Regions from separate parts of the Homo sapiens genome. Here all the other regions are linked to region 2. The links are chromatin contacts, found by Hi-C or POLR2A ChIA-PET in ENCODE. All regions are on one chromosome and are shown on one strand. Each heading gives the region's core, a stretch centred on a gene start or an enhancer-like site at or near the end of the contact. The rest is flanking DNA. Distances are from core to core; before and after follow the strand shown.

What was found. Hi-C counts contacts between places; a loop is a spot of excess contacts on that map. ChIA-PET counts read pairs that join two places held with the same protein, here RNA polymerase II (POLR2A). Pooled maps may share reads with other maps.
Region 1: a loop to region 2 is called in a pooled map, with 5 times the contacts of the local background. The contact joins the promoter of RUBCN here to the enhancer-like site in region 2. A Hi-C loop is called at or near these places in 2 of 168 maps with a recorded cell type or tissue (naive thymus-derived CD4-positive, alpha-beta T cell and sigmoid colon), 3 of 37 single-sample maps with no recorded cell type and 11 of 50 pooled maps. POLR2A ChIA-PET finds 5 or more read pairs at or near these places in 5 of 52 experiments (AG04450, PC-9, Panc1 and 2 more).
Region 3: a loop to region 2 is called in a pooled map, with 2.5 times the contacts of the local background. The contact joins the promoter of LMLN here to the enhancer-like site in region 2. A Hi-C loop is called at or near these places in 1 of 37 single-sample maps with no recorded cell type and 6 of 50 pooled maps. POLR2A ChIA-PET finds 5 or more read pairs at or near these places in 6 of 52 experiments (Caco-2, H1, HEK293 and 2 more).

The regions. Positions count from the first base shown.
Region 1 is chr3:197,735,359-197,738,794 of GRCh38, forward strand. RUBCN (rubicon autophagy regulator) reads right to left here and starts at 1,546. Exons shown (of 20, transcript NM_014687.4): 1 at 1,297-1,546. The coding sequence starts at 1,361. RefSeq lists an enhancer at 824-1,671 and a silencer at 1,260-1,809.
Region 2 is chr3:197,846,384-197,850,127 of GRCh38, forward strand. LRCH3 (leucine rich repeats and calponin homology domain containing 3) reads left to right here. Exons shown (of 21, transcript NM_001365715.1): 11 at 1,026-1,077; 12 at 1,489-1,638. The region is part of intron 1 of LOC105374310 (a long non-coding RNA gene); the gene reads right to left. Among named protein-coding and RNA genes, the nearest start is that of LRCH3, 57 kb to the left of the region's middle. RefSeq lists an enhancer at 1,820-1,879. Within about 2 kb of position 1,913, at least 10 of the 41 ENCODE cell types and tissues checked have a DNase peak (open chromatin) inside an H3K27ac peak, as active enhancers do.
Region 3 is chr3:197,958,335-197,961,887 of GRCh38, forward strand. LMLN (leishmanolysin like peptidase) reads left to right here and starts at 1,883. Exons shown (of 17, transcript NM_001136049.3): 1 at 1,883-2,106. The coding sequence starts at 1,912. It overlaps DRC9 (dynein regulatory complex subunit 9), which reads right to left and starts at 1,657. Exons shown (of 12, transcript NM_032263.5): 1 at 1,511-1,657; 2 at 1,195-1,385. RefSeq lists an enhancer at 660-1,160 and a silencer at 1,712-1,941.

The DNA of each region.
Region 1 (3,436 bases), core at 296-2,795, 110 kb before region 2:
ACTGCGCTCAGCCTGGGGGACAGGGTGAGGCTGTGTCTCAAAAAATAAAATAAAAATAAAATAATAAATGTCAAGTATGACTCCCTTAAGCCACATTCCTGCTCTCGCCTGTCAGCATTCCAGCCTCTTTAAAAAAGATTAAGACCAGAGTTATTAATGAAGCAAACCCTAAATATGGAAGGCATCTCTACAGACTCCGATTCATCATTTAGTCAAAGTAGTTCGGGGTTTCTTTGGCTTTTTGTTTTTTGAAGACAGGGTCTTCCTCTGTCACCCAGGCTGGAGTGTAGTGGTGCGATCTCGGCTCAATGCAGCCTCGACTTATTGGACTCAAGTGATCCTCTCGCCTCAGCCTCCCGAGTAGCTGGCACCACAGGTGAGCACCACCACGCCGAGCTAATTTTTGTATTTTTGTAGAGACGGGGATCTCCCTAGGTTACCCAGGCTGGTCTCAAACTCCTGGACTCAAGCGACCCGCCTCAGCCTCCCCCAAGGTGCTGGAATTACAGGTGTGAGGCACCGCACCCGGTCCAAAGTAGTTTTTATATTTTAAATCCCCCAATTTCTAGAAGATATGAGCTTTCTGACATGGTTCCATATAAATAAATGTGAACTTGCTTAGTTTGCATTGTGAGGAAAAAGGGACAGGTTTGAAGACGAAAAGGAAATGGCACAGAGGTCCTGCCACTCTCTGACAGGGATTCGGCAATGACAAAGTGCAGAGTTTCTGGTCTCATTAGCAGTCCCCGCCCCACCGCACTGCCATGACACTCGCTCACTTTCTCCCCAGGCTCTCCTCGCCTTCATCCCCATGCTCATCTCTGCCTAAGCTTCTTCCGAGGCCACTCATAACGCTTCACCTCTGCTCCCAGGAATTCTCACATCCTCTTCGCGTTGGCCCCACTTGCTGTCACGGCAAGTTTCAGTCCGGGTGGTGCCCTGCCCCTGTCTATAGACTCTGGCCTGTAAAACCTCACTGCACCCCTCTGGCCTCTTCGCCCAGTCTCTCAGCTGCCACCTCCTCTCCAGCAGTCTTGGATCTGAGCTTCACCCTCCTCTGCTGCCCTTGCCCTCCGCAAATCCCACCCACCCTCCTCACCCTAAGCCGGTTCCTTCGTCCCATCCCCGCCCCGCCCGTCCTTCCTCTGCGAAATGCTTCCCAAACAAGTCCTCCGCAGCCGTCGTCCTCAAGACTCGTCGCGCCCGGCCCTTCTCTCCGTGACCCCGCGCCCTCCCAAGCCTCCCGGGGCTCCGGCGCCTGTCGCTGCCCCGACTCCGCGGCGGCTCCCAGCCCACCTGCTCTCCTCAGGCAGGCGCTCCTCGCCGCCTCCGAGCTCCATTCCCGCGCCCTCCGGCCGCATCCGGGGCGGTGAGGCCGCCTCTTCGCCCAAGAGAGGCGTCCCTGCCGCTTCGCCCTTCAGGGCTCCCGGGGCCCCCTGGGGCCGGAGGAGGCACCTGCGGCCGGTGGGCTCCGGGTGATGCGCTACACCCGGGCGGCGACAGCGGGAGGGACCGCCGCCTGGGCTGCGGCTTCTATCCCGGCCACCCCCACTTCCGGCTCCGGGGACTACAGCCCCCGGCGAGCACTCCGAGGCTAGGCCGCTCCCGCAGGACGCGTCCTCCAATCCCAGGCCGCGCTCGCAGACCGCGCCCCTCCAACGGCAGGCCGCTCCCGCAAGCCGCGCCCTCCAATCCCAGGCCGCTCCCGCAGGCCGCGCCCTCCAATCCCAGGCCGCGCTCGTGGATTACTACGCACCCGGTGGTTGGCTGGGCCGGCTTGCAAGCGGCGGGGGACCTTGGTCTCAGGAATCCGTGCCGGGGCGTATCCTTATTCACCCCCGTGACATTACACGCTGGGGACCGAACTCAGTCCGAGATGTAGACTAGGCAATAACGCTAATCTAATCCCGGTACGATTAACCCCACTCAGCCCGCCCTGGCTTAATGTCCGCTGGTGGTGTTTGGAGACCTCGAGCATTTAAATGAAGCGCTCACAAACAAGAGCACAGGTTGCTTTGGGATCATAAAAGAGCAGGAGAGAAAGGCTTCTGGGGGCTCTCGGAAGATGGATGTCAACGCAGAGTTTTCAAGGCTGAGTACGGGTTAGCCAGGAGAAAGAAGAGAAGGTGGAGAGAGCAACACGGCAGATACAAGGAAGGAAGTGCTGGCTTGGGAACTGCAGGTGCTGGGTAGCCAGAGCTGGGAAGGAGTGAGCAGCAGCATGGTGTGGGCATTCTGGTGTGGGGAAACCAGATCATGAAATGCCATTTTAAGGAGTTTGGATTTTATCCTGAAAACAATCAGCAAATCAAGCATATGCAAATCAAGAAGTGATTTGATCGAATCTGATGAGAAAGCCACTTTTGACAATGTGGACAGGAGATGGGGCAGATATAATACTATATTGAGGTAACGGTGGAAGGCTAGATAGGAGACTGGTCATCCTTATGGGGGATAACCAAGTAATGCTAAGAAGTGAAGCGAACCAGTTGAAAGAAACGTGGGCCTAGGGTTGCCAGATACTCTGGTTTCTCTTTTTTCTTTTTCAAAGACGGGGTCTCTCTCTGTCGCCCAGGCTGGGGTGCAGTGGCGCAATCATAGCTCCCTGCAGCCTGGAACTCCTGGGCTCAAGCAGTCCTCCTTCCTCAGCCTCCTGAATAGCTGGGACTACAGGTGCGAGCCACCACACCTAGCTATGATATTTTGATTTTTTAAAAGAAGCTAGGATCTGCATTTTTAAGCACTACTTCCAAATTTTTAAACGTTGGCAACAAATTTTTTAAACTTTCAACTTTGCACAGGCCAAACACAGCTTGTCTGTAGGCTGAAGGTGGCCCTTGAGTTGCTAGTTTGCAAACCCAGGCTTAAACTACAGCAGCGGTTGAAGAGAACAAGGAGGCTCAGATTACAGCAATGTGAAGGCAACAGAATCAGCACTACTCTATAAAGGACTGACTGTGGCAAGTGAGGGAGAAAGAGCGATCAAGAATAACTCCGTGAAAAACTAATGACTCTATATTAAAATAATATATGGCTTTTAGGTATTTTCAAACTTGACAAAAGTGTTTTGGCAATTAAAAATGAAATGAAAGAGCCTCTTGAAGCCATTTATGATTTCATTTAGGTTAAAAAAATACTCTCTTTCAAACTTTCTCATTTTCCTACTAAACGATTATACTTCTTTAAGAAAGGGGCAATATTACTCATTGGGATTTCTCTTCCTTCTGTGACTTTCTTCTCTTTTGGAGACGCAGTCTTGCTCTGTCACCCAGGCTGGGGTGCAGTAGCGCTGCCACAGTTCACTGCAGCCTCAACCTCCTCAAGCGGATCCTCTCACCTCAGCTTCCCAAGTAGCTGGGACCACAGGCAGTGCCACTATGCCCAGCTAATTTGTTTTTTTTTTTTTAATTTTTGGTAGAGACAGGGTCTCACTGTG
Region 2 (3,744 bases), core at 663-3,162:
ACAAAAAAAAAAAAAAACAAAAAAAAAACGGCTGGGCGCAGTGGCTCACACGCCTGTAATCCAATTACTTTAGGAGGCTGAGGTGGGAGGATGGCTTGAGGGGCAGGAGTTTGAGACCAGCCTGGGCAACATAATAAGACCCTCATTGCCACAGAAAAATTAAAAAAAAAAAAACAAAAAAAACAAAGACAGCTGGGCGTGATGGCTGGAGCCCAGGAGGTCAAGACTGCAGTGAGCCATGATGATGGGTTTTTTTTGGTTGCCCTAATTAGCACACTGATTTCAGTGCCTGTAGATCAGCCTGATAGGCTAATCATCATAGTTTTGGAGGCCACGTCCTAAACGTCAGACAGTAACTAATCTTGCCAGTTTTAGTTTCAGACACAAAGATGAGTTACAGAGACTTGAGCAATGAAATCTGTTTCAGGAAAAGGATAAATAGTAAACTATAAGAATTAACACTGATAGCAGTGAGAAGGAAGTACTACTTTTTTTTTGTTTTTTTAAGCATTAAAAAGGGCTTTGTATTTTTCTTAAAAATAAAAAAACCAGAATCTTTATTTCTGTGTTAAAATTGCTTCATCGATTGAAAATAAGAGCAGGTGTGCTTTATAAGTACAGTTACGAGGTTCTGTAGTTGATAAAAATGACTGTATGTAAAAGGATCTCAGTTTACATGTATCGTGTTTTAATCATGGTGGTAACGAAGATAATAGTTATTTGTGTTATAAAGAAATGATGCTGTTTGCAAGGTGATCTCAATTAACTGTATTGTTGGTATTGGCTGACATAGACAGTTGATACCACATGAAACGTGAGTTGGAGGCATCAGATTTTCCTCTGGTTTCACTTAATGACTTGGACTTAGGTTTACAAAATGCAGCTACTCCTTCAATGCTAACTAGGCAGTTTGCTACTGATTAATAGAAAGCTACATTTACAATAAAAATTTCATTTGTTTTTTATGTATCTGTTTGTCTTTTTATCAAAGAGTTTTTTTCTTTCTTTTTTCTTTTTTGGGTCAGGGTTCCAGCTGAGCCATCTTCCCTCCTGTCACTATCAGCAAGTCACAATCAGGTAATGTTTAGTAGTTGTGTTTATTTTTGCTTTTTAAACTAAGATGATTTTTTTTCTTTTATAATACTTAAATTGCCATTAATTGCCAGGTATATTTAAGCATTACTAGCTGTCTCAATCGATTAATATAACATATGTACGTGATACTTGCTAACAGTGTTTTTAGACACTAGATAGAAAATCTTTACCTTCATGATGGCTTTATAGTATTAGTTTGGTGCACCAACCTAATACATATAAGAACCGTGCAAAGACGGGAAAAGATTAGCCAATAAACACATTTCAAGCAATGCTAGGTGACTTCAAAGCAAAAGTTGCATGGGTCAACAGTAGTTCCCTAAATTGATAGGGAATATTGGTAACGTGATCCTCATTTTTACTTTTGTATGCACAATAACGCTTTGGTTCCAGCTGTCACACACAGACCTGGAACTTCATCAGAGAAGGGAGCAGTTAGTAGAGCGCACTCGGAGAGAGGCTCAGCTTGCTGCCCTGCAGTATGAGGAGGAGAAAATAAGGACCAAGCAGATCCAGAGAGATGCTGTCCTGGACTTTGTCAAAGTGAGTCGTTTGAATGATGCTGTTCAAGCTGCTGACTGGCTAAGTGCTTATTTGTTTGGTCAGGCCCGTTGGTTTTTATTGTCCATTAAAATGTCGACCATTTTTCTCTCTGTAAGGAATCTTGACTAAATAGAGTGTCTCTTTTACTTGTGTCTATCTGCATGAGGACAGAACAAGTGATTATCTTGTTAACGGTAAATCTGTCATTGGACATGTCACTTTACTATCCAGCTGCCATTTCCTCAATTTCTAGTGTCATAGTAAAGATCAGTAAGATGAAAGTGAAAGTGCTGTGTGAACCATAAAAGGCCCGTGCAGATGCAAACTGTTACTCAGACCTCTCTCCAGCTTCCTCGCTTTTGTAAATAACAAAAGTTTGCTAGCCTCACAGGCTTAATCCTTTGCAGGAACTTTGATTTGTTCCTTTCTGCTCTCCACACACATCCAATTAACAACGCCATTAATATTTCTTAACGTTTTGCAGCCTCTATAGTAGTGCCTGAAATGTTGTCATTTTATTTTACCTGTATTGCTTATCTTTTTGTTCTGAAATCGTCATTTTTTCTTCATAATTAATTATTTGTAATTTTGTTTACTTAATATCTGTCTCTCATTTATCTGTAAACTCCATGAAGGTAAGAACCATGTCTGTTTTACTTACTGCTGTGTCCCTAGACCTTAGCAGGTCTTAGCTCATAGTAATGGTCAATAAGTATTTGTTGAATGATTAAATGAATTTTTCTTGTCCACTAAAGACTTTCCTGTATTTCATACTTTAACTAGAGACCATCTCCTTTAAGTACGATGCGTATGTCTGTTTTACTGTTTTACCTGATAAACTCTTTTTTTCTGAATGTACCAGACCCTTGGCAATGACGTTTAACTCTCTTTCTCACCTGATTCCTCTTCATCCAACAAGTTCCCTTGTCTCTTGTTTTCTATAAAAATGCAGGCAAATCTGGCCGGGTGTGGTGGCTCACGCCTGTAGTCCCGGCACTTTGAGAGGCCAAGGTGGGTGGATCACCTGAGGTCAGGAGTTTGAGACCAGCCTGGCCAACATGGCAAAACCCTGTCTCAAGTAAAAATAAAAAAATTAGCTGGGCGTGGTGGTGCATGCCTGTAATCCCAGCTAACCAGGAGGCTGAAGTGGAGGAATTGTCTGAGCCTAGGAAACGGAGGTTGCAGTGAGCTGAGATCGTACCACTGCACTTCATGCAGCCTGGTTGACAGAGTGAGACTCCACCTCAAAAAAAAAAAAAAAAAAAAAAAAAGTAGGCAAATCTTTTGACCAATAGCAAAAATACTAAAATTAATATTCCTACAAGCAGAAGTTCACAAAGGTACCTCCCTCCCTCAAAACCTTGTCTGCCCTGAGATGTTTCTTCTTTTTGTGCCTTTTCAACCCTCATAAGAATTGTTAATGTACTAATGGCCATGTTCTCTTGTCCTCCTTTATCTCTGTCATTGTATTTTCACACAAGTCATCTAATACTATACATACTATATCTCCTAATTTGTCTAACCATTTCTCTTTCCCTTAAGTCCCTGCTTGATTTGTTACTACATACAAACTTTTTTATATAGTTCTCTTGAAACTAACGGAAATACTTTATTGGTTTATTCTTAATAGGTCATTTGGAGGTGTTCAGGTTTCACAGATGAGGAAGCTGTAGGTCTAGGAAGATTAAGCAATGTGGTCATTTATAGTACATTTGTTTTCTTAATCAGGAGGCAAACCTAGACTTCTGAAAGCCTAACTTGGTTCGTCCATTTGACTTGATAGACCTTTATGGAATGCTGGTTGTACAAGGAATATAAAGATGCATAAAATACAAGCCCTGCCCACCAGGCACAGCTTAGACCTTATCAGGGAAATAAACACAAATAAAACAGAAAATAAGGCAGCTTATAATGAAAGTGCTAGTTTTATATTCAAGACAGTAGAAGACTTAGAGAACAAGTATCATCAGAATTGACCTCAAAAAGAAATTATAGGGACCCTGAAGAGTGAGTAGGTAGGATTTAGCCAGGAAGAAAAGACTGGATGATGGTGTAAAGGGGGGTTCGTTTTAGGCTGAGGAAATCTAAACAGGATGGGAGCTGGGA
Region 3 (3,553 bases), core at 633-3,132, 110 kb after region 2:
AGATTATTTCAAATCCCAATGGCATCCCAGCATAAACAAGGGAAAATTAGGTGGGCTTTTCAGTCTCAAATGGAGAATTCTAACATGTTTCTGGCTTTGGGGGCTGGATGGATAATGGTGCATTTACAAAGTTGGGGAATCAGGAGATGGTTTTGTGGGAGGAGCTAAAGTTGAATTTGAGGAAGCTGTAAGATGTTAACCTGTGGACATATCCATGAAGACAGATGGGTATTTCAGGTCTGGGTTAGGCATATGGAGAAGTGGATGGTATTCTGAGTGGAACAGACACACGGTAAGTGGTAGGCATCTGAGCAAAGCGGGGGAAAACAAACGGTTGAGACTTTAACTCGAGTAACTTACATGTGCAATGGCAAATGAGACTCAAAAGCAAATACATGCTCTTCCTTACTGAGATGATGCAGCATTTGTAAATAATAAATGTATGTTTTTATGTTTTTCTCCTCCCATATGGAAATTAAGTCAAAAGTACTCAAGTCACCGTTGCCAAAGGAGGAGTCCTGTGGTTTACAGGAAAGGGCTTGCGTGGCTGGTAACTTGTCCACTACACCATTGAAACAGCTTTGCCTCCTGGCTGGGCGCGGTGGCTCACGCCTGTAATCCCAACACTTTGGGAGGCGGAGGCGGGCGGATCACCTGAGGTCATGAGGTTGAGACCAGCCTGGCCAACGTGGTGAAACTACGTCTCTACTAAAAACATAAAAATTGGCCGGGCGTGGTGGCGGGTGCCTGTAATCCCGGCTACTCGGGAGGCTGAGGCAGGGGAATAGCTTGATCCCGGGAGGCAGAGGTTGCATTGAGCCGAGATTGTGTCACTGCACTCCAGCCTGGGCGACGAGTGAAACTCCGTCTCAAAAAAAAAAGAAACAGCCTTTCCTCAGCATAACACTATTGTTACAGCCAGGAGCTTAGGATGACTGGTTCCATTCTTTATTCACAATAGCAATTTATTTGTGGTATTGTAGTGGAAAGGGCACGTTTCCTAAGTTACAAATGTGGTTTGGAATCCCACCTTCCACTAGTTGTGGGATGATACACACATTTAGTGAGTATTTACTTGTAAAATGGTAATACTTAAAACACCACCCCATCCTCGTAGCTGAATCTCCACCCATAGTTTGTAACTTGAGGTTTTCCTTCTTTCCTACTCCTTCATTTCCCAGTATAGTAGCTTACCTATTCAATTCCCGTTGAATGACTTCCAGCTCAGTGAGTTCGTAATTTTACTTCTTAGTGTCATGAGCCACTGGGATTTGTCCCAATTTCCCATTTTGTATAGTTCCTCACGGCTCAGTTTCGAAGGCAAGGTTTCCTTAATGGCCAGGATCCCCCTTATCTCAGGTGCAGTGGCAATTCTTGGCTGGAAACTAAAAGATGGAGTTGAGTAAAACAGTAAACGGTGTATCATAGATTTTTATAGGAAATGGCGTTAGTTAAGTAATGGGCCTAAAGTTGGTGACTCAGGATAAGTAAATGAAAGTATTCCACTCACCTTTTCATACAGAGGACTACACTGAAAGATTTTGCAGAGGGTTGTATGTACGTCTAAACACCTGGCACCTAGTAGGTGCATGTCACTTTGGTAAATGAAAGAACTGAAAAACTGCCTCAAGACACCCACATACGGCCAACGCCCGCTAGCCTTTCTTCCTCCCACAGCCCCACTCACGTGGGCCTCCAAACAGCATTTATTGGCCGGCTTCGCGCCACGAGACGCGATGGACGTGATCGCCGCCCTCATCTTCTGCGGCGAACTTCTAGCGGGTGACGCTGTCCAATCGGAAAGCGCCTTTCCGCCGGCTGGGCCCTCCGTCTACCCCCAGCGGCGAGGGGCGGGGCCGGCGCGGGCGCAGAGGCGTCACGCACTCCATGGTAACGACGCTCGGCCCGAAGATGGCGGCCGAATGGGGCGGAGGAGTGGGTTACTCGGGCTCAGGCCCGGGCCGGAGCCGGTGGCGCTGGAGCGGGTCTGTGTGGGTCCGAAGCGTTTTACTCCTGTTGGGCGGGCTCCGGGCCAGCGCCACATCTACTCCCGTCTCCTTGGGCAGTTCCCCTCCCTGCCGGCACCACGTCCCCTCTGACACTGAGGTAGGGCGACATGGGCGGGAGCGGGCCCTCTCAGGGTAAAGTCACCCAGAAGGAGCAGGCGTAGGAGATAGTGACTGGGAGAAGGTGTCCTGGATGAGAAAGCGAAATTGGGGCAGAGCCTGACTCTTACAGGCCTGGGACCCGCTCTCAGCTCCCTACACCCTGCAAGTTGGCTGTTAGGCGCTCAGAACAGTATCACTTCTGTGCGGAGGGTTGTGCTTAGCAGTAGCCCTCGAGGAGTGGTTTTCAAACTTGAGCGTGCATCACAGTCACCCGACGCACATGGTACAACACGGATTGCCGCCCTCAGTCCCCCACTTAGTGACTCAGTAGGTCTGGGATGAGTCCCCAGAGTTGACAGTTTACGTTCCCAGCTGGTTGGTGAGATATGCTTGTCCGGGGACCACTTTAGGAACCGCTGACCTGAAGTTTCGGGAAGACATTGAACGGAGAGCCAGATAGAGGCGTTGGTGGGACGTTGGGGGCTCACTGGAGACAAAATTCAGGTTTCTTTTCACGTTATGTCGTCACTTTGTTTGCTTTACCCGGTTCCTCTGCTCTGGAAGTGCCTGCCCGCCTCCCATCCCATTTTTCTCTCTGCTTAAATTCTTTGTCTCATTTCAAATTCCCTAACCTCAAGGCAGCCTGCTGAAACCACCACAGCGCAATATTCTTTTCATTAAAAAGTACATCGTGTCTGTACTCCCTCCTGGCATTTAACCAAGTACTGCTATGGGATAATGGCTTATTTTTTAGGCGTATCTTGCCTTTGCAGTTAGATTATAAGGTTCCGTGGGATAAGGTTTGTGTTTCATACTTTGATTCCTTCACAGTATTTAGGTCAGAGGTGGGTCCACGATAATCCATATTCTTTGAGAAAGGGAGAGTACCTGGGGCAGGGCTGCATGCTGATACACCTACACATGTTCAATTCAGCCCAGAAATCTAAAGACACTCATTTTTATGGTAATTTCCCAAAATGTTACATGCATACTCTTCATAACCAAGTGAGCCAAAATATTAACTTCGGAGTTTATAGCTTTTTTGCAGCTTTTATCATGCTGCATTTTCGCTGAATTCTTTAAAAAAAATTTCCCACAAAACCCTGCACTTCTCTCTTTTAATTTGGATTAAAATAAGAGAAAGAGTCCTGGTCCCTAATACGTTTCGCTAGTTCCTCATAGAGTATATAAATACCCTGTCGTCCTCACTATTCTCCTTGTTTTAACCTGGACACGGAGTATAGCCAGGAGCTACAGTGTTCACTGTAGTTACGCTAATGACTATACCTCTGTTCAATGCTACAGGAAATTACATAACTTTTTTGGTTTTGGTGGTGTTGGGGAGCTACAAAACAGTTTTACTTTTTAACTGGTTCTCAACTAAAGCCTGTAAGTTTTGTTTTTACCTTTTATTACGCCGGTACAAACAACATCAGAATAATTTA